2 separate regions of the Homo sapiens genome follow, and region 2 is linked to region 1. Evidence: chromatin loops called from intact Hi-C (ENCODE). Cell type or tissue: mammary epithelial cell. All regions are shown on one strand. Each heading gives the region's core, and the rest is flanking DNA. Links, peaks and the distances in the headings are about the cores only. Region 1 holds the start of LINC02721 (long intergenic non-protein coding RNA 2721). Region 2 holds the start of FBXO3 (F-box protein 3).

Region 1 (16,219 bases), core at 3,550-11,549:
CTGCACTAGCTCAGTGTGGCTTACAGCCTCTCTTTTGTCCCTCTTAACGCACTGAGGCCGGCTAACATTGATGGAACCCTTCCTATGAACCAAGCAACATCCCGCCATTTTACTTTATCAATTTATGTAGCTTTTGCTATAGATACTATAATAGTACCCACTTAACAGATGGAGGTATTAAGGCACAGGGAAGGTGATAATGACCCAGGAACACACAAGCAACAAGGGACAGAACAAATCCCGGCAGTTTGGCTCAAGCCCCCATGCTGTCTCCAGTTCTCTGAGTGATCCAGGGTCTTTGGCTTCTCTTTCCTCCTCAAGCAACTCTCTCTTTCCCTGATCATTTATTCACACAACTTGGTGCGTTTATTTCATAAATCTCAGTGCCCGACTCACTTCGCCCTTCTCAGTTTGCCCTAAACCCCCCAGACTGGCTGGCCACCTCCTCCTGACGCCCTGCCTTCATCTCAGGTCCAGAGAACCCAAACTTACGTTAAGCTCCTTCCTGTCTTTGAGGAATGTGATTCTGCAGCTCTATCAGCAAATTTCACTCAGCCCTACGAGGCAGTTTCTTGTGAGCTTGCCTGTGTCCTGTATTAGACAAGCTACCAGAAGACAAGACCCTGTCCTTGTGTGCCAATCTCTGCCTCCGGCATTGTAAAGGCAGATGAAACTCTCTCTCAGATCATATTCCCTTCCCATTTCTGTTTCTGCTCAGGGAGCTATTATGTGTACTTTCTTCCTGCCTCTGAAATTCTTCCCTTGCCTCATGCCACCTGACATCCGTCTCTCACATCCCATCCCCTCTGGTCAGGGCTGACTTCCAACCTTCTCAGATTCCTCACAGTTCCCCCATTCCAACTGCCAACTGTCACCCTGGCCCCAGCCTGTCACTGCTTGACCATCATGATGGCCACCCTACCTTCCCCTTATTTTTATTTTTTAATTTTTGTGGGTACATTATAGGTGTCCCCCCATATATGTATTTACAAGGTCAGGAGATGTTTTGATACAGGCATGCAGTGAGTTACGATCACATCATGGAGAATGGGGTATCCATCCCCACAAGCACTTATCCTTTGTGTTCCAAACAGTCTATTTATGCTCTTTCAGTTATTTTTAAATGTACAATTAAATTATTATTGACTCTAGTCACCCTGTTGTGCTATCAAATACTAGGTCTTATTCATTCTTTTAAACTATTTTATGTACCCATTAACCATCCCTACCTACCCTTCACACCCTCAGTATCCTTCCTAGCCTCTGGTAATTATCCTTCTACTTTCTATCTCCATGAATTCAATTTTTTTTTTATTTTTAGATCTCACAAATAAGTGAGAACATGTGATGTTTGTTTTTCTGTGCCTTGTTTATTTCATTTAACATAATGATCTCCAGTTCCATCCATGTTGTTGCAAATGACTGGATCTCATTCTTTTTTATGGCTGAATAGTACTCAATTGTGTATATGTACCACATTTTCTTTATCCGTTCATCTGTTGATGGACACTTAGGTTGCTTCCAAATCTTGGCTACTGTGAACAGTGCAACAACAAACATGACAGTGCAGATATCTCTTTAATATACTGATTTCCTTTCTTTGGGGTATATACCTAGCAGTGGGATTGATGAATCATATGGTAGCTCTATTTTTAGTTTTTTGAGGAAGCTTCAAACTGTTCTCCATAGTGATTGTACTAATGTACATTCCCACCAACAGTATACGGGGGTTCCCTTTTCTCCACATCCTCACCAGCATTTGTTATTGTCTGTCTTTTGTATAAAAGCCATTTTAACTGGGGTGAGATAACATCTCATTGTAGTCTTGATTTGCATTTCTCTGATGATTAATGATGTTGAGCACGTTTTCATATGCCTGTTTGCCATTTGTATGTCTTTTTTCGAGAAATGTCTATTCACATCTTTTGCCCATTTTTGATCAGATTATTAGATTTTTTTTTCTCCAGAGTTGTTTGAGCTTCTTATATATTCTGGTTATTAATCCCTTGTCAGATGGGTAGTTTGCAAATATTTTCTCCCATTCTGTGGGTTATCTCTTCACTTTGTTGATTGTTTCATTTGCTGTGCAGAAGGTTTTTAACTTGACGTGATCCCATTTGTCCATTTTTGCTTTGGTTGTCTGTGCTTGTGGAGTATTGCTCCAGAAATTTTTGCCCAGACCAATGTCCTGGAGATTTTCCCCAATGTTTTCTTATAGTAGTTTCATAGTTTCAGGTCTTAGATTTAAGTCTTTAATCCATTTTGATTTGATTTTTGTATATGGAAGGAGAAATGGGTCTAGTTTCAGCCTTCTGCCTATGGATATCCAGCTTTCCCAGCATCATTCACTGAAAAGAGTGTCTTTTCCCCAGTGTATGTTCTTGGGGCCTTTGTCAAAAATGAGTTCAATGTAGGTGTGTGGATTTGTTTCTGGGCTCTCTATTCTATTCGACTGGTCTATGTGTCTGTTTTTATGCCAGTGCCATGTTGTTTTGGTTACTATAGCTCTGCAGTATAATATGAAGTCAGGTAATGTGATTCCTCCAGTTTTGTTCTTTATCTCAGAACAGCTTTGGCATTCTGGGTATTTTGTGGTTCCATATAAACTTTAGGATGTTTTTTTTTTTTTTTCTATTTCAGTGAAGAATGTCTTGAAATAGACATTATTGGGTATTTTAATAGGGATTGCATTGAATCTATAGATTGCTTTTGATAGCATGGACATTTTAATGATATTGATTCTTCCAATACATGAACATGGAATATCTTTCCATTTTTGGGGTATTCTTCAATTTCTTTCATCAATGCTTCATGGTTTTCATTACAGAGATCTTTCACTTGTTTGGTTAATTCCTAGGTATTTAGTTTTATGTGTGGCTATTGTAATGGGATTACTTTTTAAATTTCTTTTTCAGATTGTTCACTGTTGACATATAGGCATGCTACTGATTTTTGTATGTTGATTTTATAGTCCTGCAACTTTACTGAATTTGTTTATCAGTTCTAATAGTTTTTTGTGGAGTCTTTAGGTTTTTCCAAATGTAAGATCATATCATCTGCAAAGAAGGATAATTTGACATCTTACATTCCAATTTGGATGTCCTTTATTTATTTCTCTCGTCCGATTGCTCTAGCTAGGACTTCCAGTACTATGTCAAATAGCAGTGGTGAAAGTAGGCACCCTTATCATGTTCTTGATCTTAAAGACTTTCAGTTTTTCCCCATTCAGTATGATATTAGCAGTGGGTTTGTCATATATGGCATTTATTATGTTGAGGTATGTTCCTTCTATACCCAGTTTTTTGAGGGTTTTTATCACGAAGGGATGCTAAATGTTATCAAAAGCTTTTTCAGCATCAGTGGAGTGATCATATGGTTTTTATCCTTTATTCTCTTGATACGATGTATCACATTGATTGATTTGCATATGTTGAACGATCCTTGCATCCCAAGGATAAACCCCATTTGGCCATGATGAATTATCTTTCTAATGTATTTTTTAAGTTGGTTTGCTAGTATTTTCTTGAGGATTTTTTACATCGATATTCATCAGATATTGGCCCATAATTTTCTCTTTTGGATATGTCTTTTTCTGGTTTTAGTATCAGGTTAATACTGGCCTCATAGAACAAGTTTAGAAGTATTCCTTTCTCCTCTATTTTTTGGAAAAGTTTGAGTAGGATTAGTATTAGTTCTTTTTTCTTTCTTTTTTCTTCTCTCTTTTTTTTTTTTTTTTTTTTTGAGACAGGGTCTCACTCTGTCAATTAGGCTGGTGTGCAGTGCCGTGATCTTGGCTCACTGCAACCTCCGCCTCCACCTTCTGGGTTCAAGCAGTTCTCCCACCTCCAGCTCCCCAGTAGTGGGACTGCAGTATTTTGCCACCACACCTGGCTAATTTTTATATTTTTTTTTGGTAGAGATGAAATTTCACCATGTTGGCCAGGCTGGTCTTGAACTCCTGACTTTAAGTGATCCACCTTCCTCTGCCTTCCAAAGTGCTGGGATTACAGGCATGAACCACCACACCTGGCTGGTATCAGTTCTTCTTTAAATGTTTGGTAGAATTCAGCAGTGAAGCCACTGAGTCCCGGGCTTTTCTTTACTGGGAGAGTTCATTACAGCTTTGATCGCATTACTTGTTGTTAGTCAGTTCAGGTTTTTTATTTCTTTCTGGTTCAATATTGGTAGGTTGTATGTGTCTAGGAATTTGTCCATTTCTTTTAGATTTTCCAATTTGTAGGCATATAGTTGCTCATAGTAGCCACTAATGATCCTTTGAATTTCTGCAGTATCAGTTGTAATGTCTCCTTTTTCATTTCTGATTTTATTTATTTGGATCGTCTCTCTTTTTTTTTTTTTGTAGGCTGGCTAAAGGACTGTCAATTTTGTTTAGATTCGCTTATCTTTACCTTTGAGCACTAATTCTAATCTGACTGGTAGCAGCAAATGGTTATACAAAGATATGAGGGTATTTCTTGTGTTCCTTCTTTATTTTGAAATTGTGGCTCTGGGCTGCTGGCCTCAGATGGATTCCCACAGCTGGATGTTCTCATTCCACAGGATCCAAATTCCAGCCCAGGCCTCAACCCTTCACATCTTGATAGTCACAGTAGTACCCATGACTCTTTCACAATTTAAGACCTTTACTGTATATTTGAAGATACAATTACAAAAATAAATCTGCATGCAAAATAAAGTGTGTCTTTTGGGAACAACAAAATGGGCCTATATAATCAACCTCTCAGTTTAAAAATAAATGTTGAGTACCTCCTACATGCCAGTCACTGTTCTGTATAGAGCTGTGAACAAAATGGACAAAGTCCCAGCTCTCATGGAAATGATGTGTGTGGGTGCTGGAGTAGCATGAACAATGAGTACACAGATGACATGTCCATCCCTGAGTGGGCAGAGTTCTAGAAACTATCAAAAACTGAGATGACCTGCCTGTGTGCTGACTTCTCTCTCCTTCTGGAAGTAAGCTTTGATGAAAAAGAACACGAACTAAAAATGTTACGAATGTTCAACACACCCATTCCTCCCTTTGAAGGCTAAGATGAATTGGATCAAATCTTGAGAGGAGTAATTTTAACTGCCATGTCCCAGGGAACAGCTCGGTCCCCAGAGGCTGCTCTTGTCTTCAGACCTTATCTTACCCAAAGCCTCTCCCAAAGAGTATCTGAGTTACAAAGAAAACAAGTTTTGCTTCAGCCCCTGCCATGGCCTAGCAGTATATTTTACTACTTTTTGTCTCCCTAGATTTGCCTATTCTGGATTCTTCGTATAAATGGAATCATACAATAGGTGGCCTTTTGTGTCTGACTTCTTTTACTTAGCATAATGTTTTCAAGGTTTATTCCTGTTGTAGCATATTCAGTACTTCATTCATTTTTATTGCCAAATAATATTTCATTGTATAGATATACCAAGTTTTGTTTATCCACTCATTCACTGATGGACATTTAGGTTGTTTCTACCTTTTGATTATTAGGAACAGAGCTGCTATAAATATTATTAAAAACTTGCATGTATTTATGCAAGTTTTTGTGTGGACATATGTTTTTAATTATCTTGGGTATGTACCTAGGAGTAAAATTGCTGGATCATATAGCAACTCAATATTTAACTTTCCAAGACACCAAGAATCTGTTTTCCAAATGGTTGCACCATTTTACAATCTGATCAGTAACGTATAAGGGTTCCAATTTCTTCACATCCTCACCAACATTTGTCATGAGCATCTGCTCTTTTCTTCCCCAAATCATCTTTTTTCTCAGATCCCTCACTTTTTGCTCTGGCTCATAAAATACCTCTAAGTGTTGTTGAAATGCCAAGATTAATTTGAATCAAAGCTTGGGCCCTCGCGTGGGGAAAGAGAACCCGACAAGGTTCCTGCTTTTGTATTTGCTCTTCTGACTCACGCCCACCAAAAACCTCATTGCTCACTTTCCACATCAGGTATTCTTCATCAGATTCAAGCTCTGTTAGAGATTGTCTCTGAGAGACACCCACCATCTGTCTTTTTGAAGTCAAGCTTATATTTTCTGAACAAAAGAAAATCCAGCTTTAAGCTTCTCCAGCTCTGGTTAGCTTCATTCAGGACTCTTTCTCCTCTTAGTGTTTTACAAAAGACCTTGTCCAATGTTGAGCTATTTCCAATCTCTTTTTCCTAGTGTCTTCTTCTTTCTCTTTTCCTGTGTTTTTAATCTGCAGATTTTCTCCTTGCATTTGGTTGATTCTTCAAGCCTTGTGATTGCATCTTTATGTCTAGTCACTTCCTCGGAGACTTTGTTTTCTACGCTGGTACTTCCAAATAAGGTCTTTATTGCTCTAACTTATCTTCATACTGCTAATATAATTAGAACTTCTTCGCTTTATTTAAAAATATCTTTAAACTGTTCCTCAGTGACTAGATATCATTTTATCTTGAAGACAAGAGGCTTCCCCAGAAGAAATTGACACCCTGCATTGCAGGCTTCCAGACCATTTTAAGAAAAACAATCCCTCCTAAGGTCTTTAGACAGGGGGTTCAGGATGATGGAGACTGTACCCATGTCCAGCATAAAGGATGGAGGGGAAGGAATATTAACCAAAGCAGCCTTGATGCCAGGCCCCAGTCTGTTAAGAAGAAAATTTTTTGAAAGTTCCCCAATTCACATTGGAGCCACATTCAACATGCTTTATAGGTGTTGAAACAATCTCAGAGGGGCTGACTGACTGGGTCTGTCTGACTCTAAAGTTCTTTCTGTTGCAACTTGCTGCCTCCCCAAGTGAGACAATGGGAAGCTGAGCTCTAAGTTGTGGGGTTTCCACAATCATCATGAAATACCAACCAAATATATGTATATATGCATATATAATGGTGTATGATATATATTGCATGATGAAAAGATGACTTTTTTTTTTTTTAAAGCTAAAAGTCCCTGAATAAATCTTACAGGGAAATTTTAAGAGTTCAGTGAAAAAATTAGTGTTTGTAAAATGCTTAACACAGAGCTTGGTCCACAGAAAGTGCTCAATAAAAGGAGCTGCTATATACTATTATTAATAACTATTATTAATCCTCCTCATCATCATTGTCAAAACAAGGCTCGCAGACTTAAACTGCACATATGTTATAAGAAAAGGTGCTAAAACCCGAATCCTGGACTATTAGCTACATATGCTACTATCTTTCAACTAAACTGTACGGCTCTTACTGGGTAAATGTAGCCAAGTAAAACATGGTCTTCTGATTAGTGTAGGTAATATGTTCATTTTAAGATAGCGTCAAATCCATGATCAGTCTCCGTGCAGAGAACAAGCCCTCTCTGCGTTGCATTTGGGAAGGGGCCTCCCTTGCTGTTCTGCGGGGCTGGCTGGATCTTGTTCTCCTCTCCGAGTTGGAGGACCCCATTCCTGAGCAGCCGCTGGACGAAACCCGGCCCTGGGATCCCGCGAGGTCCCCGGGAGGCGCCTCAAAAGCCAGCCTGGAGCCCCGCAGCGGGGCGGAGGAGAATTTTGGGCCCGGGCTTGGGTCCCCGTACCCCGGGCATCACCTAATATCACCACCCCTCTCCCCGGGTCCCCACAAAGGCATCAAGCCAGGCCCCTCGTCACTGCCTCCACTGCGCCCTCCTGTCCCTCCTCCTTTCCTCGCCTTCGCGCGGGACGAAGTGGCCGGCGATGTCCCGAAAGCGGGGCGTCGGTGCCTCCCCCTCGGCGCCCCAGCTCGGCTCGCGGTGACCCTGCAGCCCAGGGCCGCAGCCAGGGACTCCCCACACCGAGCCTCCAAAGAGCCAGGCTTCGAAAGCTGCCCGTCCCTGTCAGCGCGGCAGGCGGTCCCGGAGCCAGGTCCCAGCGCCTCCCAAGGCGGGGGGAGGGGGCGGCCCCCACACCTGGACCCGCGGACACCTGGGCGGAACCCCAAGCCGCAGCGATAGAACGGCCCTTTGGAAATCAGATTACCTGGATCCTGGTTTTCTCCGCATTCATTTCCCTTCTTGTTCCCGAGTTCCACCAAGAGGAATTGAGTTCTGCCCCTTTCAGCGGCGCAACTGGGTTAACTGGGGAGCTCTGGACCCTATGATCTCGGCATCTTCATGGCCATGCTTATAACCCATGTTGCTTTGAGTTTACATGTCATCTTGGCATTTGCTAAGGTCCTATTCGAACTTTTCAGTCTTGAGGCAGACTCCTTAGAAGGAGTTAAGAGAATAGCAAGGGTAAGCAGTGCCCCTGTGTGGCCAAAATGGTGGTGGCAGGAAAACCAATGAGAAAACACAAAGGCAAATCCACGAATATGAGGGTCAGCTCTAGGTTTGGCCTCCCCTTTACAAGTTTCTTCTGCACTTTCCACTCCAGAAAGCCTGGCTTTGATTTTGTTTTGGACATGGCAATTTATACTCACTTTTTATCCGGTTATTCTCTCACTTCATGTGGATTGGAGCCCCAGATGTGCCCAGTCTCAGATTCGAGTCTGTCCTAGCCATAGAACACCAGTTCCCTCAAGGAGAGAGGTGGAGTCAAGATCAGGACCAACAGGACATCAGAGTTCAGGGCTGTCTGATGAATTCAAGGAGATTCTTATTTAATCCATTTTCCATAGGAAACATCGACTCCTGGAAGAAGTTGGTGTGGGCTGCCTGGGAAAGGAGGTTTAGCATCATATGTGGGCTGGTGGTGGTGTGCTCTGGCTAACTTAACATCAAGGGATAGGGAGGTTCTGTCCTCAGACCCAACTGAGTTCCCATCATCCCCCACACCATGCCACCCATCAGTGAGTACAACCTGTAGGGATGCCCTGGAGGCCAAACTTCCCCTAAGTGCTGGGCTTTCAGCTTCTCTTCCCAGAACATCAGACTGACTTAGCTTTGGAATAACTTGGAATTGCAGACTGAGCATTCTGAGAATTCTGGTGATGTTGCAGGGTAACCTGAAATGGGCTGCCCTCCAGTGGGGTTATTGGGCAGAGTAAGGGTCAGGATGGAAGTCTGCCACTTTAGCTGAGGCCAATTTATTATTCATTTATTTATTTATTTAGAGACAAATTCTCGCTCTGTCACCCAGGCTGGAGTGCAGTGGTGCGATCTCAGGTCACTGCAACTTCCACCCACCAGGCTCAAGTGTTCTCATACCTCAGTCTCCCGAGTGGCTGGGACTACAGGCATGCACCACCACGCCTGGCTAATTTTTGTATTTTTAGTAGAGACAGTGTTTTGCCATGTTGGACAGGCTGGTCATGAACTCCTGGCCTCAAATGATCCACCAGCCTCAGCCTCCCAATGTGCTGGGCTTACAGGCATGAGCCACCGCACCCAGCCAAGAAATTTAAGTACATTTTCCTTCTATTTATATTTTGTAAGGGGCAGAACCAGGATTTGGACCCAGGTGTCTAACTCTGGAAGCTAAAAGCTTTCCATTATAACAAGTTGCCTCACCTGAGCCCGACTTAAAATCAGGTGATCTCAGCTATACTGGACTCCAACAGGAGTCATTGCTATTTTCTTGCTGTTGTATTTTATTCAAGTTTAGAAAAAGAAATAGCCAAAAAGCTCAGGCAAGGAGCAGACAAGACACAAAGAACTCTGAGTTCTGCCTGGGGAAGGAGCAGGGGACATGAGTCACCTTCCCCTCTAGACACAGTACTGCAATAGGATAATCCTCTCCCAACTTCCAAATAGAAGTGGCCAAATTTAGTGGCAGGAGGAGCTAGGGGCAATGTGATTGCGACTCCCACCTCTATCCAGAGAACTGGCCCTAAAGCATCTCACCTGCTGTTTCACCGAGAGGCTCGTGGTCTCCAGCATCACCCAAGAGCTTCTTAGTAATACAGAATCTTAGGCCCCACACCCAACCCACTGAATCAGAATGTGCATTTTAACAAGATCCCCAGGTGATCCTCATGTACATTACAGTTGGAGAAGTGCCTAGAACTTGACCCTTCACCTCGTTATAACTCAGTAACTTCACTTGTGAATCAGGCACAATAGCACCTGCTTGACTCACCACTCCTGGCTGTATGAGGATCAGAGAGGACAATGTAGGAAGTTAGAGGCAGAGGTGTTCAGGAAGTTATCTCTCGTGCCCCCTCTACCTTCTCCACTGCCATGGAAGCCTAATCTCTCTCTCAGAGGGAGAAGACTAGCAGGTGGCTCTTCTCTGGAAGAGCAGAGGAAATCAGGGACCCTCAACAGCCCATCCTCCATGGCCCCTGGGGGAATCTCTGAAGATTCTAGCTTTTCAACTGAAAGTTAGGCTGTAATTGACACTGTGTAATCCAGTAGACGGAATTTTGCAGAAATAAATATGAAGCTTATATTTGGGTTTTTAAAAAATCAAATTAGGCTGGGTGCTGTGGCTCACGCCTATAATCCCAGCCCTTTGGGAGGCCGAGGCAGGTGGATCACCTGAGGTCAGGAGTTTGAAACCAGCCTGGCGAACGTGGAAAAACCCCATCTTTACTAAAAATACAAAAATTAGCCAGGCATAGTGGTGCATACCTGTAATCCCAACTACTCAGGAGGCTGAGACAGGAGAATCTCTTGAACTTGGGAGGCAGAGGGTGCAGTGAGCAGAGATCGCACCACTGCACTCCCGCCTGGGTGACAGGGCAAGACTCTGTCTCAAAAAAAAAAAAATCAAATTATATAACAAATTATTCATGTGTGTATATATATATATATAGATATTAGGTTGGTACAAAAGTAATTGCGGTTTTTGCATTGTTAGAATTTTCCGTTTGATATTGGAATAAAACATAAGGCAAGAAAAGATAAAATTAAGAACATAATTCTTATTTACATTTAAGAATGTAAATAAATGTGGTTACCGTATACATCATTTTAATGGGCATTTCTCGCTTTATGTTTTTTTGCTAGTTTATTTTATGTTTATTTTAGACTATGGAAATGATGTTAGACAAAAAGCAAATTCGAGTGATTTTCTTATTTGAGTTCAAAATGGGTTGTAAGGCAGCGGAGACAGCTCGCAACATCAGCAGTGCGTTTGGCCCAGGAACTGCTAACAAACATACAGTGCGGTGGTGGTGCAAGAAGTTTTGCAAAGGAGACAAGAGCCTTGAAGGTGAGGAATGTAGTGGCCAGCCGTCGGAAGCTGACAATGACTAATTGAGAGCCATCACTGAAGCTCATCCTCTTACAACTACATGAGAAGTTGCCGAAAAACTCAGCGTCGACCATCCTACTGTTGTTCGGCACTGAAAGCAAATTGGAAAGATGAAAAAGCTCGATAAGTGGGTGCCTCATGAGCGGAGTGAAAGTTTAAAGAAAAAACATCGTTGTGAAGTGTCGTCTTCTCTTATTCTACGCAACAGCAACGAACCATTTCTCAATCGGATTGTGATGTGCGCCGAAAAGTCGATTTTATACGACAACTGGCGATGACCACCTCAGTGACTGGACCCAGAAGAAGCTCCAAAGCACTTCCCAAAGCCAAATTTGCGCCAAAAAAAAGGTCATGGTCACTGTTTGGTGGGCTGCTGCTGGTCTGATCCACTATAGCTTTCTGAATCCCAGAGAAACCATTACATCTGAGAAGTATGCTCGGCAAATCGATGAGCTGCACCAAAAACTGCAATGCCTGCAGCCGGCACTGGTCAACAGAAAGAGCCCAATTCCTCTCCACGACAATGCCCAGCCGTATGTCACACAACCAACACTTTGAACAAAAGTTGAAGGAATTGGGCTACACAGTTTTGCCTTATCCGCCATATTCACCTGACCTCTCGTCGACTGACTACCACTTCTTCAAGCATCTCGACAACTTTTTGCAAGGAAAACGCTTCCACAACCAGCAGGATGCAGAAAATGCTTTCCAAGAGTTCAAATGTTGAAGTATGGATTTTTACACTACAGCAATAAGCAAACATTTCTCATTGGTAAAAATGTGTTGATTGTAATGGTTCCTATTCTTACGAATAAAGATGTGTTTGAGCCTAGTTATAATGATTTCAAATTCATGGTCTGAAATTGCAATTACCTTTGCACCAACCATATATATATATAATGTATTTCTAATAAAACATTTTTCCTGCTCTTTCTCCAGTGCCTAGAATAGTGCCTGGCACATAGTAGGGGCTCGGTAAAATTTGCTGAACTAATGAATGGGCTCTATGAATCTTATCAATGTTCTAAATGCTAGCATTTTATAGATAAGGAAACTGAAACATCAAAAAGTTAACTTCCATAAGTCCCACAGCTAATTTCTTTATCTGTAAAATGGGCGTATAAATATTGCCTTTCTCATTATTATGGGGAGCAAATGAATTACCATATAACACCTTAGGGAGTGTGTCTGGCTCAGTGTTCGTGCTCACAACTGTCTATGGGCTGGGCGCAGTGGCTCATGCCTGCAATCTCAGCACTTTGGGAGGCCGAAGCAGGTGGATCACAAGGTCAGGAGTTCGAGACCAGTCTGGCCAACATGGTGAAACCCTGTCTCTACTAAAAAATACAAAAATTAGCCGGGTGTGGTGGTGGGCACCTGTAATCCCAGCTACTTGGGAGGCCGAGGCAGGATAATCGCTTGAACCTGGGAGGCAGAGGTTGCAGTGAGCCAAGATCGTGCCATTGCACTCCAGCCTGGGTGACTAGAGTGCAATCGACTCAGCCTCCCAAAGTGCTGGGATTACAGGCGTGAGCCACCAAGACCAGCCCTAAAAATTCCTTTCCATTGATGCTTCCACTCAAGCTACCATCCCATTTTTCTCCTTTTACCATCTTTTAAAACTCCTTTTCAAAAAAGTAGATCTGAAAATTAATCTATGTTGTTAGAAGTAAATAAATCAATTATTCATCAAGCTATATATATTTATGTGCACTTTGAAATATATACATATACATATTACTTTACTGAAAAATTAAGAGAGAGAGTAGCTTAACTAACCTCCTCTTCTCTAGTTTTCCTTCCCTCCTCTCCCATTCAATCATTATTCTCCCTTGCAAATTGGCTTCCATGCACAGTGTCAAAACTGTGGCCCCTGCCACATCTCAGCTTCCTCACTATACACTGTCACCATGCTGTCCTGACATTCTCCTGTCTCCAGTGTCCACTCGATGGTTCGAGTTCTTTGTCCACTTTATGAGTCTTGCTTTTCATAGGGCTATATACACCTCTGCGGCCTTTCCTTGCTGTCTCTGCCTGCTAATGTTCTGCCCCTTTGTCGAGATCTAACTCAATTCTGCCCCCTTGTCAAGATCTAGCACCTTCTCCTGGAAGTCTTCTCTGGTTTCCCTAATTCTACATCATCATTGCTCACTTAGCACTTTGGGATAGTGCCACTTGTGGGCCAGGTACTGTCTGAGGTAATGGAAGACATTCAGCCCTGCATTAGTTATTGGTTTAATATTAAGTTTTGCTATTTGCATCACAAGAAATACAGACTCATTTAAGATTTACCTCAAGTACCTGAGGGTGTATAAGGGTGATGTCTTACCACCTTTCCATCTGAGAATTTGTCTTCTGGGAATAGAAAATAGTAATGGATTCTTGACCATTGTTTCTAAGCAAAGCATGCCAGAGCTCATGTCACCCTTTCTAGTAAGAAGTTGTGAGTTTGCACTGAAGAATTATAATCAAAATGCGTAAAGCTCCCTCCCCTACCTCCACTTAAAGTTCTTTAGGGATCCTTCTGGCTCATCTGCAAGCTCCCTAATTTAAGGGACAAGTCTTTTTTCCCTTAAAAAGTTTTCCTGGGTTTAACTCCTCCCCTTCTCCCACTTTCTGCAGAGTCAATGGATTTACCCTTGAGAAGATTCTGCCTTCTGTCCTGGGGCAAGTGATGAAAGTCTCCAGCTCCCAGTCTGACTCACGAGAGTAGACAGCCTTCTGCAGAAGTTGAATTATAGACTGTGGCCCCTCCCCTGTTTTCTACCAACAGTATGAATGAGCAACACCAGACTGGACCTCAAGAATGTTTCTCCAACTGGAATTTCTCTTCTCTGACAGAGACTTGAAAGCAGCTATAGTAAAATCTAGGCATGATGATCTATGTTGGGCACTGCACAAGCACTCCTCATTCAACAAGGTGCCGTTCATATCAGAGATGCTTTATTATTGTGATAATTTTTATATGTTTATTTTTATTTTGTTTATTGGAAAGATTGACGATTTGTATGTTTCTTACAACTTCCCGGCAGATGGCAGTAAAGTGTCTTGTTTTAAGATGTTTACTATATTTTGTTCAGAGTCCATTTACAAAGGAAAAATGAGTCAGTATTCGAAATCAACATGTCTAACATCATCTGAAAATAACTTTTACTTCTAAACAAGAAATCACTTTATCTATTGGTAGGTGAGTGTTTAAATGTTTTTTAAATCCCTATTGTTGTTAGAGCTCTGGCTAATTAATATTTCATACTGCATTTCACATTATCTGCTGTGTTCGCTGCACCCAAAAGCTATTCCTGAATTCCTCGTTTAAATCTACAAGAACTTTCATTATTAGATTAATCACCATCAAATGACATACACTCAGATAATCCACAAAATGAATTACATGCACATAAATTAGAGATTACCACTTCGTGATCTGGCTAGTTCTATAATGGAAATTGCTTGTTGTGCATATCCTGTTAATAAAAATATTAATGCTTGATAATATTTAGCAGTCTGTTAATTATATATTTTGTATGTTATGTACATGTAAGTTCCGAGATAAAATACCATTGATTTTTTGCTCAGATACTACAAAGGAGTTTTTAAAATTAATTTCAGAATCAGAAAACATGGAAGGAAATCAAAGACAATCAATTAGACTACTGAATATATTTTTGGAGAAGATAGAATCAGGAGGCAAAAAATGCTAAATTAGGATGTGGATTTAATTTCAATATTTATGTCAGACATAACTTGAGAAAAAAGTGGAAGAGAAAAAGAAAACATTAAACTAGATTTTCTTTTCCCTATCGAGGTACTTGGCTATGTAATTTGAATTTTTGTCCATAGAACACTCTATTTGAAATTTGTCTACAAAATGTATACATAAGAATTTTAACTTTCCATCGTATTTAACTACTATCAGTACAGGTAGGAAGTTTTCAGAAATTACTTATTCATAAATTTTTTTTTTTTTTTTTTTTTTTTTTGAGACGGAGTCTCGCTCTGTCGCCCAGGCCGGACTGCGGACTGCAATGGCGCAATCTCGGCTCACTGCAAGCTCCGCTTCCCGGGTTCACGCCATTCTCCTGCCTCAGCCTCCCGAGTAGCTGGGACTACAGGCGCCCGCCACCGTGCCCGGCTAATTTTTTGTATTTTTAGTAGAGACGGGGTTTCACCTTGTTAGCCAGGATGGTCTCGATCTCCTGACCTCATGATCCACCCGCCTCGGCCTCCCAAAGTGCTGGGATTACAGGCGTGAGCCACCGCGCCCGGCCCATAAATTCTTACCAATGTCAAACCGACCACGCCCCTTATTATTCTACCTTAATGGTTTCTGTGTTTTCTCTATATTGCAAATTCTTCAGGGATGAAAAAAAAGTGTCAACTGAAGAATAAAGATGTTAGAATGGGTTGGCAGTACTTATCACATAATACTAATAAACAGAGGGTAAATGCACTTCAATGGTGTTAAGAATTCAAAGATTTGAAATATATATAATATAAAGTGATAAAGATGCTATGATAAAGAGAAACAATATCATGTGCACGTAATATACATGACTCGGCTTTGACAAGACAACATCTAGGGAGAAGATTATCCAGGAAACTACTAGTGCAGTGATGCAAATTGTCTTCCGGCAGGGCATGATGGCTCCCGCCTGTAATGCCAGCACTTTGGGAGGCCAAGGTGGGCGGATCACTTGAGGTCAGGAGTTTAAGTCCAGCCTGGCCAACATGACGAAACCCCATCTCTACTAAAAGTACAAAATTAGCCAGGTGTGGTGGTGCGTGCCTGTAGTCCCAGCTACTCGGAAGGCTGAGGCAGGCCCTCAGCCTTGAACCCGGGAGACAAAGGTTGCAGTGAGCCCAGATCGTGCCACAGCACTCCAGCCTGGGCAACAGAGTGAGACTCAGTCTCAAAAAAAGAAAGGAAGGAAGGAAGGAAGGAAGGAAGGAAGGAAGGAAGGAAGGAAACAAGGAAGGAAGGGAGGGAAAATTGTCTTCCTTAGCAAAAACTATCAAAAATTCAATAAAATATGGCACATTGATACCAAATAATGTTACACAGTTTTAAGGAATAAAATATAAAAACCAAATAGTTAAACTGATAGCAGAAGTAATG
Region 2 (14,636 bases), core at 1-8,000, 54 kb before region 1:
GACTCTATCCTTTCCAGAGAGAAATTACAAGTTATATTAATTGAAAGTAGGTATTCAAAGATCTCACTTGGGCAATAGCTATCAACAGAATCTTAAATCACATCAGGTTTGTCAAGGCCATGACTAAGGTGTGTTAAAAACCATCTATAGTAAACAAAATTGCCTTTGTTTGATTTTCAGATTTTACAGAAACATCATCCTCATCCTTTTCTGCCAAGCTCAGGAGATGCCCAAATTAACTTTTGTAAACATAGGAATCCCTCCAGTTTTGTGCATTCAGTTTCCATACCCTCTTCTTGATTCCTGTCCCTCCACTGCCCTAGGAGCTAAATGACATAAAAGAATCTGGAATATGCATGAAAGATGAATTCAATGCACATCGAGAGTGAAAACTACTGTTCTAGAGATTCTGATCCAGTCGGTTTGGACTGAGATCTGTACCTCAGGCATCTGTATGTTTAAAAAGTGCCACAGGCCATTCTGATGCACAGGTCATTCTGACGCACAGTGTGGCATTTATTCACTCCATTTCAGAATAAATCACTCTGAAATGGAGAGGGTATCAGATCATCTCAATTCAAACTAGGCAACTGATGCTACATGATTCCAGTGTACTAATCCAATCCAACCCAATCCAGTTCAGCAAATAATACCAAAAACTTCAGAGCTTATCACTAGACTAGACCCTTGACAAAATTGGGCTGTATGGTGCAGGAAAAAAGCTGCAATACACTGGATACTTTTCTGTAGATAAAATTCAAATGGTATTCAACTCAATTTATTTCCACAGACATTTACAGAGGGATCATGTCACTTCTGTTTAAAATTGTGATTACTACCTAAAGCATTTAAAGTAAACTCTTACTTCCTCACCTTGGTTCCCAAGGTCCTGCATGATCTCACCACCCTCATCTCATCACTGTCTGTGAGTCACTCCCTACCTCCAGCAACGCCAGCCTTCTGTATCTTCCACCAGGCCATGCTGTTGAACAGTACCGTTCAGCAGTCCCGTCAATCTCTGAACATACTTTTCCCTCTGCCAGAACTGCATATGCCCTGCTTCATATATGGCAGCTCCTTCCGATTTGATCACTTCTCACTTCCTATTCCTTAACAGAGCAATCTATTTCCTTCACAGCACTTAGTACCTCTTGCAATTATGCGCTTGCCCACTGGACTGTAAGCTCCATAAGAGTTGCCTTATCTGCGTTGTTCACTACTGTACCCTCAACACTTAACAGACTGGCACATAGCAAGCCCTCGGGGAAAAAAAAATCTTTGAATAGGAAGATAAGCAAGGCAGCCCTTACAATCAAGAAGCACGCCATCTACCTGACATGGCAAATCAATTCTGCAGGAAGAAGGTAGAGAGGGCATCTTCTCCACCTTGCCAAGTTGAGAAGAGGTAGGCAAGGCATTCCAGGCAAGGTCGAGAGCTTGAGCCACAGGAAAAAAAAAAAAAAAGAAAGTGCAAGTGTGTTGTATGCTGGCAGAGGTCTGATTTGGTTAGAATGGATGGTGCAAATGTGATAGTGGTGGAGAAATAAGTCCTGGAGGACCTTAGATATACAAGCCAGATGATAAGAGCTTTCAATGCCCCAGAAGTTTAGGTTATAGTCTATAAACATAGGGGTGTCACAGGTTTTAAGGAGAATGACAACCAGATGTGTCTTGGAAAGATTACTCTGGCAGCAATCAAAAGTTGGAGACTGTTAGTTAAATTGTAAGTATTTTCTAGAAAAATAAAATTGCTAGCAGGTACAGGTAGCGACCAGTACAGGTAGTGACCAAAAACTTGAGGTATCTCTCTATCACCACTTAGCTAGGCCAACAACTATCTGTAGCTCCAAGAAATCTGTATTTATAAAAAGACCTCTAATAACACAGGGCACAATCATCAAATGGCTAGAATCTAATGGTTAATCCAAACACAAAACAAATCTCGCCCACCTATCCTAAGAGGGCGACTTTGCATCCTCTGCAAATATATACGGTAGCACAGGAAACTCACAGCCATGCCACCCCCTGTCAAGGGTGTAAACAATCCTGACAGCTGGGGGGCGGGCTGGCAGCGCCATTTCTTCCACCACCCCAGACAGTCCCAAGTTCTGAAGAAACTGGGCATTGAACCACCCTTATCAGCAACCGGTGTTTATTTCTGGAACAGATGCTAGTAATGTGGGAAACCCAAGGTGTCCAGGAGAAAAGATAGTCACCGGTATGGCATCACCGGAAGTCAGTACCAAAACATAAAATCCAACATCGAACCGTAAGGAGCAATGCTGACAGCAAAACAATTCTCACGCACTGAAGTCCGAAAGTGAGCCCGGACAGCGATTCTGGCGCTGGGGAAGTCGCGCCAGGGGAGTAAGGGGTTGCCTATCTTCTCCTCTCGCTCACCCACCTGCCCACCCCGGCGCCAGACTCCGCAGGCCCCGGACCCAGCAGAGAAGAGCGCCTGGCCGGGACAGGGGCTTTTACACAGCAGCAGGGACTGACCCCAACCGGGCGGGCACCTGCGGGGCCAGCGGGGGTCCGCGGAGCGCGGCGGTGCGGCACGAGGGCCACTACCTCCTTCTCTTGCAAGTGGGCCTCACCGAGGCCTGGGAGAGAGATATCTCGTCGCTTCTCATACCTGGGCCCAGGACAGGAGGAAGACTCAGGGCGAGGCCCTTTCCGCCCCCGTCTCGCCCCGGTCCCCGGTGGCTCCGCAGGATGAGGGCGGCCCTGGCGTCACCTTCTGGTGTCGCGGAAGCTCGGGTCCTGTCAGCGGCCCCGACCCCCTTTCCCCCTGCCTCACCGCCTCCTCTCCCCATGCCCCCACCCCTGCCATGCGTGTCGTCCCATTACTTGATTAGATCCCGATAGTCCAAAAAGGATAAGATGAGGAGCAGGGGATCGGTGGGCAGCGACTCTAGGGTCAGCGGCGCCGTCTCGGTCTCCATGGCCGCCATCTTGCCTGGCCCGGTGCAGGTCTGGCCCCGCCCTGGCCCCGCCCCTGCCCCGCCCCCACCAGCGCCCGAACCGCCCCCAGCCGCTCTCACAGGTTTGTTATGTAACCGCCGGGCCAGCCCCGCCCTCAGGGTGGGCTGAGGTGCGGCTCCCTGGAGACCCCGCCCGCTAGCCGGGAGCCAGCGGCGCAGTGCGAGTTCAGCCCGCTTTCTTCGCGCTCCGCGTCAAATCTCTCCAGCTCTGTTCTCGCATCCCGGTTCGTAAACTTGCCCAGCCCGGGACCCTTTTGTTGCCAAATCTGCCTCGGTCTGCCCAACTCCTCCTGCGAAATTTTACACTCAGTATGCAGGAAGCCTCGCTCAAAATCTGACACTCCTCCACGCCCTTGGTCCCCAAATCCATTCCTTCTCTTTGTTTTCCAACCCGAGAACCCCTCGTTTTCCCCGCTCAGCCTTCCCCACCCCGCTTGTCCCCCGCACACAGCAGGGCCGCTCCGAGACTTGTCCACTCAGCAAGAGCAGAGCTGAGAATCAGCCAGGGACGCCAGCTGAAGGCCCTTCTCCCAAATTAAGGAAATAATTGTTGAGGGCTTAACTTCACGCCCCTCCCCGCCTTCCTAAGTAAAATGTGTACAAGGAGTGAGTCTGAGTCTCAGCCGCTGTCCCTTAATTTGGTTATCATGGCTATTTTCAGCCTATTAGGGCAATGCAAAGGGTACAGTGTGGATTTTTTCCAGCTTTAAAATTTATTTTGGCCAGGGTTTAGATCCCGCAGAGTTAAGTATCCCGCGTGTGAAGGGATGAACTGAGACTCCCAGAGGGCATAACTGATGGAGGCACGAAGATGTCTGCTCTTCAGCTTTGCCAAGGTGATATTAAAATGAGAGTGGGGGAAGTATAATGGGTCCATACATCACTTGCCTGATTTCTTCTTTTCCATTGCTTTTCCAAAGGTAGTATGGTGTAAGGGGCTTTGGGGAATCCAGACAGACCTGGACTTCACACGCCCGTCATTTATTTCACTACTAGTGAAATGCTGGCGTAGTTACGCCTAAGTTCTCTGAGACTGTCCCTCATCTCTAAAACCACCCCTCCTCTGGTGAACTAAGGATGGCGATAACGCTTTATGTAAAGTGCCTGGCCAGATACTCAATAAATGTTAATTTTCCAAGCTTATACATGCATCAGTCACTAAGTTCTCCAAACATTTCCATATCCTGGAGAAAGTTTCTCTCAATTATTTGGAAGAGTGGAAGTGATATGCCCCGCCCCAAAAAAATCCATTTCCTCCATTCTTCATACCATTAATGCCTTCTATTTATGGTTTTGCTTAATAGTTATAACCCCTGCCACCCAGCCAACAAAACAGAACAACAGCAACAAAAAACTCTGCCTACATCTCTGTGCTTCCAAATTGTTTATGCATATGCTTAGAAGAACATTTATTGAATTGGATTTCAAGTACTTGTTCTGTGTCTCTCTCGTCAAACTGTAAACTCTCAGTCTGACTCATCTTTCTAATTTCAGGGCTTAGCAAGTTATTCAACAACTAGAAAGTTTAAATTCAGGTTGAATGGATGAATGAAGACAGAATAATCATTTCTGTTTACAAGGGAACCATACCTTTTTACATAGACAAATGCTTGTAAAGGTATTTGATCCTGATTTATGTTTGTCTCCATTTTCTACTTCAGATGGGCCACCTGTTTTAAATCCAAAAGCTGGTAGGAGTTTCAGGTACACTGCATTTGCTTCTGCTGTCCTATTGCACTTGGACTTGGTGCAGCTATGACCTAATGCAGAAGACAAAGTATGAAGCTACCAAACTGTCAGGGCCAGAACTAAGGTGAGGCAAGAAAGCTACTTGCTTGGGGCACAAATTTAAGAAGAGGTGCCAAAAAACTGAATAATCAAATAAATAACATTTTAATGCAATATTTTTAAAAATAAAAATTAATGCAAAAAAAATTCACAGTGAACAAAATACCAAACTCTTAAACAAAAACAGGATCCCACAGTGCCATGTAAGCCATATTAGAGCCTGATGCAAAAAGAAAAAACAATGCGCAGCACTAAATACATGCTTTTTATGGTTTTGTTAGTTTGTTTTTTGAAACGGGGTTTCTCTGCTGTTGCCCAGGCTGGAGTGCAGTGACATGCTTTCGGCTCACTACAACTTCTGCCTCCTGGGCTCAAGCCAATTTCCTACCTCAGCCTCCTGAGTAGCTGAGACTATAGCTACACCACAACACCCAGCTAATTTTTGTATTTTTAGTAGAGACAGGGTTTCACCATGTTGGTCAGGCTGGTCTTGAACTCCTGACCTCAAGTGACCCACCTGCCTCAGCCTCCCAAAGTGCTGGGATTATAGGCATGAGCCACCGCGTCTGGCCAGGTGGAAGACTTGCTTCTCCCATGTGGCTGGGCTTACAGCTTCTGCCATGCGCTCTCAGCACCTCTTTTCCAGGCTGCTAAGCCCTGCCACTTCCTACCTTGCAAAGTGCCATCAGGTTGCCATCCCCTGCTGCACTAGCCCAGGCCCCTCTGGAGAGGTGGCTTTGGCTCAGGCTCCACTTTTCTCCCCAGCATGGTATGAGGCATGTGGTAGAGGTTGGGGGAGCAATGCAGGTAGGCAGGACCCAGGAGAGCCCTTTCCTGGGCTGGGGCTTCCTATTGCCCTTCCCCCACCCCCTGCCACCCTGCCCCCAATACTGGCTGGAAAAGGGGTAGGTAGGAAGAGAGAGTCCAGAATTTGGCTATTCACATCCCCAGGGCTAAGCTTGGGTGGAAGAAACAGTCCCTCCAAGTTTGCTCATTGTTTTGGAAGCTGGTTTCTAAAGAGTTTCACTAAAATAGTATTTGCTTATCATTTTAATTTCTATGGTAGATCAGAAAGCAGAAGGTTTTAAGGCCAGGCGTGATAGCTCACGCCTGTAATCCCAACACCTTGGGAGGCCAAGGTAGGCAGATTGCTTGAGTCCAGGAGTTCCAGACCACACTGGAGAGACCCTGTGTCTGCAAAAAAAAAAAAAAAAAAAAAGCCAGGCATGGTGGTGCATGCCTATAGTCCCAGCTACTCAGGAGGCTGAGGTGGGAGGATAGCTTGAGCCTAGGAGGTCGAGGCCGCAGTGAACCGTGATCGTGCCACTGAACTCCAGCCTGGGCGACATAATGAGACCCTGTCTCTAAATAAATAAATAAATGTTTTTTAAAAAGAAATCAGAAGGTTCTAACAGAAGGGTTCAGATGTAGAATTTTTTTTTTAAAAAAAAGGTTTCTCCTTTTCTCAGGAGTAGAGAGGGACAATGCTTGAGAAATACACAGTCTTACGTGTTTCCTTTAGAACCCCAGTGGCATCTTATTTATGATGAGTAGCTCCTAGCAACAACACCCTACCTCTTGGTAATCAATCGTAGTTTCATCGGCTTTGAGGTTCCCACTGGCTGTTTAGGTAAATCCTTCAGACATTAACTCCTATCAAGTACAAGCATCCGGGCTCAGGACTGTGAGAGATCAAGCTGAACACAGTGCCATACCTGCCCTTGAGAAAGTGACAGACACTCCCTAACGGTTTGGTTGGGGAGAGGCAAATTCAAATGGCCCTGGAGACTCATTTTCTCACCTGTTTTCATGGTTTAGCAACTCGCTGCCTCAGCAGATCTGAGTTAGCTTGGAGGCAAAACAGGATGCTCTAGAAGTTCCTACTAAATGGCAGCCTAGAGGTGCCCCGAATCCCCGGCTTCCACCTCAGCATTTGTAAAACAGAGTTTAAGATCCTTCTGTATCGAACTCTGCGAGATGAACCCAGCCTAGGCACATTTCTCAGCGGGACAGGGAAGCTGGGGGCTGGGATGGATGGTGGGATGGGGAAATGGGGTTGCTTACATGCTCCTCCTTCTCTGCTTGTATCCCCCTCCCCCACCCAAGTTGTATTTATACCACATGGCATTGGTAGTGTGTGTCTGTGGCCCCTGAAAGGCAGTCGCACGCATGAAGGTTAAACTCCACTTTGCCTCGGTGCTAAGTGTTTTTGGAACTGCCCATTGTCCAACTGGGCCTTCCCAGGGACAAAAGCATTCTCTCCCAGGGGGCCCTGTCACCCAAGCCCCAGTGTCAGCAATCCTGGTTGTGCTGAGGCAGCCCTCGCATTTGGGAACCCAGAAGATAAAAGGGTGGGAGGATCATGGTGGGACTGCTGGGCACTAATTCCCCCAAACAAGTGTGACACCCAAGGAAAACCCTGGGCCGCAAGACTGCCAGTGATTGGTAAAAAGGAGACCCGCCCCTGTGGAGCCCAGGAATATTCAGGAGAATTACGCTTTATGGCTGAAAACAGGGAGAAGGATAAAATTGCAGGGATGAGTGGAGATTAGGGGCTGCTACTGCTACTCACTCAGAAAAGCAGCCAGGCTGATGGGGTGACACAAAAATCTGGAATGGATTTAGCTGCTCTTATGCAGCAAAACCACAGACAAACTCACGGCTAACGGGAAGCCTGGACCAGATATAAGAGATTTATAGGCACAGTTCCAGCAGCTATACACACTAAGTTCTAGGACTTGGTTCCCTGCTCCTTCCTTAAGGGATACTTTAAATATTTCTGAATTTGCCCAACCAATGTCTGGTTTCTTTGTTTTTGTCTGTGACATGTCTCTTGCTTTTTTGCAGCCTGTATAATTGATAGGAACCTTCTGGGTGCATGATGAGTGGATCTTCTGATAAGATACATTTAAAGTGTCCCCTGTTGGTGGCTTCTAATATGGGGCTAAGGATGTGACCAAGAATGGCCTGTAATCCTGAAGCCTGCCAAGATTGCATCATTGAAACAATGCTTCCTACCAGGTGGAGAGAAAATGCAGTATTCTTATCTGAGACGTAATAGAGGCCAGAGTGCTGAACAACACTATCCACCAGTTCCGTAGCCCCATAGGGCTGGGGAAGCCACTGGTATATGGAACCTTACTGTACCCTGTTGAGGCTTAAACATGTCAGTGGCCACTATTCTTATAGTGTCTGATATCATGAGTGGCTGAACTAGAATTGTGCCATTAGTGGTACTTGGCATGCAGGCTTGGATAGATTAATGCTGGGGTTTGTTTTTTGTTTTGTTTTGTTTTTGTTTTTAAAGACAAGGTCTGGCTCAGTTGTCTAGGCTGGTCTCTATCTCCTGGACTCAAGCGATCCTCACACCCCAGCCTTCTGAGTAGCTAGAACTACAGGCTTGTGCCACCACATCCAGCTAATGCTTAAAAAAAAAAAGAAAAAATACTCTTTATACCTTTTCTACCCTTCTCCATGCCCTAGGAGGCTGATCTTTAGGTACTCCTTCACCTGGGCTTCTTTGTTATCTGGCTTCTGGAAGAGAAAGCCAGATAACAAAGAGAGAACAATGGCAGAGAAAAGTGACATTCAGGTATTTATACATCTCCACCTCCTGGGATTTTGGTTGGGGCTGTGTTCCTCGGTGGAGACAGCTCCTGTCAGCGCCCTCTTTCCTACCTCCAGCTCACTCAGCTCTGATGATACTGTTCCCTCCCTCCAGCTGCTAGAACTGTGCCTCTTGCTTTTTCAGGGTTGGTAACGGCTTCCCTCCCCCACCCCATTACTAATCCCTGGGCACCTCACTGTCCCGCATTGGTTCCCTTATCTGGTTCATAACTCTCTTAGTATTGTCCCCACTGAATTCTGTTTAGTTATGTTCCTTTGCATGTTTTGTCTGTTTCTTGAGAGGTCTCTGACTGATATCACTTGCCCTTATCCACCAAGGCAAGCAGTACTGTAACAAACTCCCCAGGAGTACATTGTACATTGTCAGAGAGCTGAACAAATGCTGACAAAATGAGAACTGCTGGTTGGGGCCAAACATTCCACTCTCTCGATGACCTCACCACCGAATGTACTACATGAACTCCACTGCATTCCAGCTTAGAAAAGCTGACCAAAGATGAATGGGCTTCCAAGGAAGAAGAAACAATTCAGCCACCCATCTTTTTTGGGGGCTTCTTGTGCGACAGTCCAAAAAGACATTCTATCCTCTATTAAAGTCAAAGTTCTAATCTTGTGGCCACTAGCTGCTGTTGGGATGAATGCCTAACCTCTGATTGGCCTGTTTTGGAAACATCACCCTTTATACCTGGAAATTCCACAACAGGCTTTATATACCCAATAATTAACTATATTTGAGAAGGGGACACCTATGGCAAGAAGCCTTGAAAGTGATCCAGGCATCAGTAAAGCAAACCTTGTCCTGGAGCCTCCTATCTTATTCAGATGGAATTACAGATATCAATGATCAATCACACAGTGATTACAGGCTTTGGAAATGAGACTCCACCTTCTTACCAAGGACAAGCCTGCAAGGACTTTCTTCTGCTGCTGTGCCTGAAACTAGCCCCTTCTGGAAAAAGAGAATGTCACTGAAAGGAAAAATGATGACTTTGCCACCTGACATTGTCACTTTGCATTGGGTCCTGTCCGAACTGAGATACCCAGAAAGTTCTGTAGCAATATGGAAATGGCACTTACAACCAATGGCACCTACAACTTGAACCTACAAGGTTCAAGTCTGGTCCCCAATACCTTAGCCAACTTCAGGAACAACAGGTGGCTGCCCACCCATTAGACATGGAGAGACCCACCTACTGTTAAACCTAAGCTGTTGGCCTATTGGGGCCTCTTTGACAAGACTTGCATCTGACAAGAAGCATGGTTCACTGTTGAAATAGCTTGTCTCTGAGATGGGCAAATTCCATGGAATACCAATGCCATAAATTGCTGAGGCTCACAACGCTTGCATGCTGAATAATTGGCCAAACTTCAGGTGCTATTCTTGGCTGTAGAGCATACTGCTCCCAGATTGATGGAAATGAACCTTTACACAATATGTCAATTAGGATTCTCCAAAAAACAAATGTGAAGATAGGATTAGATTCATGAGAGATATATTCGGGGGCTGGGCAGAGGGCAGGAAAGTCTTATGAAGGATAAAAGAGAGGAAGCAGGAGTAGGCAAGGAGTGCCTTCAGACCACGATGCAGGTCTGACACCTGTGAAAAGAGAAGATGAAAGAAGGCGGATTTGGCAGGGAGAGTCTCGGGTTGGACTGCAGCTCTGAGAATGTCTCAGACAGGCCAGTGGAGAGTCCTTGAGTCAAAGCTGCCTGGTAGAAAGTCCAGAGACACACAGAATTGGCCTGCACTAATCCCCTGCCATGCTCAGCCATTGGCTAGGAGCAGCCCAGGGGAGGTATGGTTTTGATGCAAAAGCATGGTGAGCCGCAGACTGGCATTGTCTGTCAACTGTGCTACCTGCAGCAGGAGATCTGAGTGGCATATTCCCATGGCCATCACACACAGAAACATCAGTAATAGCCTAGCTATTTAGTCAGGCCATGGGCCACCTAAAGACTGAATTAATAAAGGCACATATTAATTATGTGCCTTTGGGACATAATTATGGGATCTCCCCATTGAAAAGATTATAAGTGACAAAATCTAGAGGAAAACAGCTGCCTGAAAAGACTGATCAAGCATATATGGGCATCATGTCTACCTACCACAGCCCATTGAATCTATGCTCTAACTCACCACAGTAATGGAACCACCCAAAAGACCAGGGATACCCAACCAGGAATTCTTTCATCAACACACATAGTAGCCACTGTTACTGAAAAAGCTCATACTCTTGGCCAACTGTGCCAGTCTGTCCATCGGTGACCTGATGATGTCTACAAGCCTAGTAGGTTTAGCTGTTTTGGGCTACAAGTTACACAGCACCATACTACCTTCTGCCTTGGCCAAACAACTAGGCACCCAGGACTTGAGGAACAGGCAGAGGAGAGTATAATCAGAAAGAGGACACTCTCTCCTCACACTCTTTTTTGGAATAGCACACAGTTGAGAGTATCCAAGTACTTTAGGGGAACAGAAACCATGCTAGGTATTTCAAAAGAGATTTAATACAAGGAATTGTTAAACATATATGGGAAGGTTGAAAGAGCAAAGGATGAATGCTGAGCTAATCCAGAAATCAAGACAGTGCTATGGTCTGACTGTTTGTGTCCTTCCAAACTGCATATGTTGAAATCCTAACCCCCAAAGTGATGGTTTTGGGAGATGGGGCCTTGGACAGGTGATTAGGTCATTAACAGGATTAGTGCCCTTATAAAAGGAACTCCAGAAAGCTGCCTTGCCTCTTCTACCACGTGAGGGCACAGCTAGAAGGTACTATCTATGAACCAGGAAGTGGGCCCTCAGCAGTGAATCTGCTTGGCACCTTGATCTTGGACTTCCCAGCCTCCAGAATTGCGAGAAACAGATTTCTGTTGTTTATAAGCTATCCAGTCTACAGTATTTTGTTACAGCATCCTGAACAAAGACAGACTGCCAGAAATAGTTCTCACCATAGGGCTGTGGAAGCAAAGGGGAAAAGATCTTTGGTTATAGAACCTCAGGGCTAAAAAGAGGAGCCATGGGCTCCCTGAGGGCCTAATGCTCTGCTCTCTCAAGAGAGGTCCCACGAAGTTGGCGTTGAGATCTCTGAAAGAGGACACCTCACAGCTGGTGCTTGTATCTCATGGCAGGTAACACACAGCAGATGCTCAAAACCTTGAAGGTAGGGTTGCCAGATTTAGTGCACACACACACACACACACAGACACAGACACACACACACACACACAGGCACACACAGGCTCACACACCACCACTGCCATCAGCATTACCACCACCAACAAAAAACAAGGGAAATAACTGAACTAAAATGGAAAAAAAACCCCAAAAAAATTAAATTTGAATTATTTGTACTTGCCTATGCATATATACTTTGAAATAAAATAAGAATACCACATAAAGCATGATAAAAATCATTCTTTATCTGAAATAACTGAAGAAGCACATAAATTACCTACCTCTTTATTTAATTATACTTCCCTGATGATTTGGCTCTCCTTAAGTTTTCTTAGTTTTGCAGAATTTGTTTATAAAATTCCTTGCATTTACTGTCTATATTGCATTTACATTGTAACAGTTTATACAGTGTTCATAGCCAACTTATTCTTTTGCCCACTGAACATTCATTATTGAGAAAACATGCTCAACATAGCATTATGAGCTGGTATACTGAATATCTGCTGGCTGTCACTGGCTGAATTTCACAAGCTTGGGGCTATCAGTGATTTACTGACTTTTAGATATGTGGTTATTAGAGTGAGTCTGTCACTGGTTGATTTTTCAGACCATAAGTGATCTCTAATTAATGCTGGTTACTTGTTCATGACTTGAGACTTGGACCAAATAATCATCTTTGCCTTTCTTTCCTTTTTTTTTTTTTTTTGAGACGAAGTCTCTCTCTGTTGCCTACACTGGAGCGCAGTGGTTTAATCTCGAGGCTCACTGCAAACTCCGCCTCCCGAGTTCAAGCGATTCTCCTGCTTCAGCCTCCTGAGTAGCCAAGATTACAGGCACTCGCCATGATGCCTGGCTAATTTTTGTATTTTTAGTAGAGACGGGGTTTCACCATGCTGGCCAGGCTGGTCTCAAACTCCTGGCCTCAGGTGATCCACCTGCCTCGGCCTCCCAAAGTGCTGGGATTACAGACATGAGCCACTGCACCCTGCCTCATCTTTTCCTTCCTTGAATATGAAAAATCAGTACTTTTTCCTCTGAATCCCCACTTTTGGTCTACTCTCAGCCAAATCTGCAGTAGAGACCATATGGACTTTATTTGCAGAGGTATGGGTTTTAGTTATGTTGCGTTTAGGTTACTTAAGATTTAACTACTATGGCAGAAAAGTAGCTCTAACTGGCAATATTTTGTTGTTTACTGAAAGATATGAATAGAGGGCATTTAGGGCATCCTGACAAAGTCAACACAGGATACAGGACACAATCAGTAAATACAGGACATGTCCTATGAAGAGAGGACCTACTTGAAGAGGGTGCCTCTTGTTTGGTACTTGGACCTTTGATATGGGACAACCTCATACCTAATGCTTTGGATACTGAAAGGGAACTCTGGGGCTGGGGTTCAGAATGCCTGAGGACCTTCAGAGGAAGGCCTGCAGAAGCTGAAAAACAGCGAGAGAATCCTCCTCGCTCCCTGCTTTCCATTCTTCTATGAGTACCTCCCAGTATCTAAAAGCAACTCAGCTTGTTAAAGCATCAGGGAAATGTAGTGTTCAGCCTTCCAGGCCCCACATCACTGAGATTATGCAAGGGTAGGCCCAAGCTAAGACACAAGAAATAATTAATTAACACAAGCAACAATACCCTCCTCCCATTTAGACTTCAGGGAATGGATGGAGAGTTCTCATAACTCAGATCGAGGACACCTTGATGAACATGGACGCTGACTTTGCTTTGGATAGCTCCCATGGTGCCTTATTCCTTATATCACTCAGTTTTTTTTTTTTTTTTTGCCAAAAAGAAAAAGACAGCTTTATTCAATAAATGGTATATGGAAAACTGAATTTTGGCAAACAGAAAAATAAAATTGGACCCTTATTTCAACACTATATACCAAAGTCAATTCAAAATGGATTAAAAACATAAAGATTCCTGTATTAGTTTGCTCAGGAAAATTGTCAACAAGAAAAAGAAAGAGAGAGAGAGAGAGAAGAGAAGAGAAGAAAAGAAAAGAAAAGAAAAAAGACTTAAACATAAGACCAAGAACCCTAAAACTACTTGAAGAAAACATAGGGGGGTCAGATGACAGCTGAAAGAAGGAAGGAAGGAAGGAAAGAAAGAGAAAGGAAAGAAAGAAAACATAGGGGAAACATACAAGACATTGGTATGGGTAATGATATTTTGGATTTGATCCCAAAAGGACGACAAAATTAAATATAGACAAATGGTATTACATCAAACTAAAGAGCTTCTTAGTTCATGATGTGTAGCTAAAACAAACTAAAAAGCTTCTGCACAGCAAAGGAAACAATCACCAGAGTAAAGAGACAACCTATGGAATGGGAGAAAATATTTGCAAGCCAGACATCTGACAAGGGGTTAATATCCAATACATATAAGGAACTCAAACAACTCAATAGCAATGAAACAAACAAACAAAAAAGCAATTAAGGCCTGCTTTCTGCTGACCAAGTCTTCTTCCTTACCCCTCCCTAATAAGAAGGAAGAAAAAAGGCAATTAAAAAAATGGGTAACTCCTCCTTAATATAGTGGTAAAATTTAAACATTAAAAAAGTTTTGGGGCCAGCTCGGTGGCTCACACCTGTAATCCCAGCACTTTTGAAGGCCAAGGTGGGCAGATCGCCTGAGCCCAGGAGTTAGAGACCAGCCTGGGCAACACGGCAAAACAATCTCTACAAAAAAAAAAAAAAATTAGCTGGGCTTCAGCCATGTTTGTGTCACTGCACTTGAGCATGGGTGACAGAGTGAGACCTTGTCTCACAAAAAAAAAAAAAGCTTTAAGTTGTAAAAATGGGTAAGATAAAAGAGAAGGAAAGAAAAAAATGTGTAAGGAACCTGAATAGACATTTCTAGTGATGTTTTTAAAGCCATGAACCCATTTTGGCACAAAGGCTTTATCATATGCAGTCATTGACAAAATTTTTTTGTAAAGCCATCAGATATAAAGGTGTGAATTTTCTCACCTGAGTACATGACAAGAAAACGCTGAAATCAATATATAAATAAAATCATCTGTACTGGCACTGTTAATCTAGAAGAAG

What was found. Peaks named below come from ENCODE experiments on the same cell type or tissue, not always from the same donor. Only the 100,000 strongest peaks of a DNase experiment are listed, where the experiment ranks them.
Region 2: it touches region 1 in a loop (5-fold over the local background); 3 of 110 quality-filtered maps call a loop at or near these places.

The regions. Positions count from the first base shown.
Region 1 is chr11:33,821,502-33,837,720 of GRCh38, forward strand. LINC02721 (long intergenic non-protein coding RNA 2721) reads right to left here and starts at 873. Exons shown (of 3, transcript NR_183773.1): 1 at 493-873. RefSeq lists a silencer at 8,196-8,285. In mammary epithelial cell, for the core only: a CTCF peak has its summit at 8,215; DNase peaks (open chromatin) are centred at 8,190 and 9,910; H3K4me3 peaks cover 612 bases.
Region 2 is chr11:33,771,544-33,786,179 of GRCh38, forward strand. FBXO3 (F-box protein 3) reads right to left here and starts at 2,977. Exons shown (of 11, transcript NM_012175.4): 1 at 2,851-2,977. The coding sequence starts at 2,954. FBXO3-DT (FBXO3 divergent transcript) reads left to right here and starts at 3,156. Exons shown (of 3, transcript NR_120550.1): 1 at 3,156-3,208; 2 at 3,711-3,820; 3 at 3,905-4,127. RefSeq lists silencers at 820-1,114, 2,440-2,509, 2,970-3,069 and an enhancer at 1,991-2,491. In mammary epithelial cell, for the core only: no CTCF peak of the experiment used is centred there; DNase peaks (open chromatin) are centred at 918 and 3,098; H3K4me3 peaks cover 1,817 bases; H3K27ac peaks cover 1,419 bases.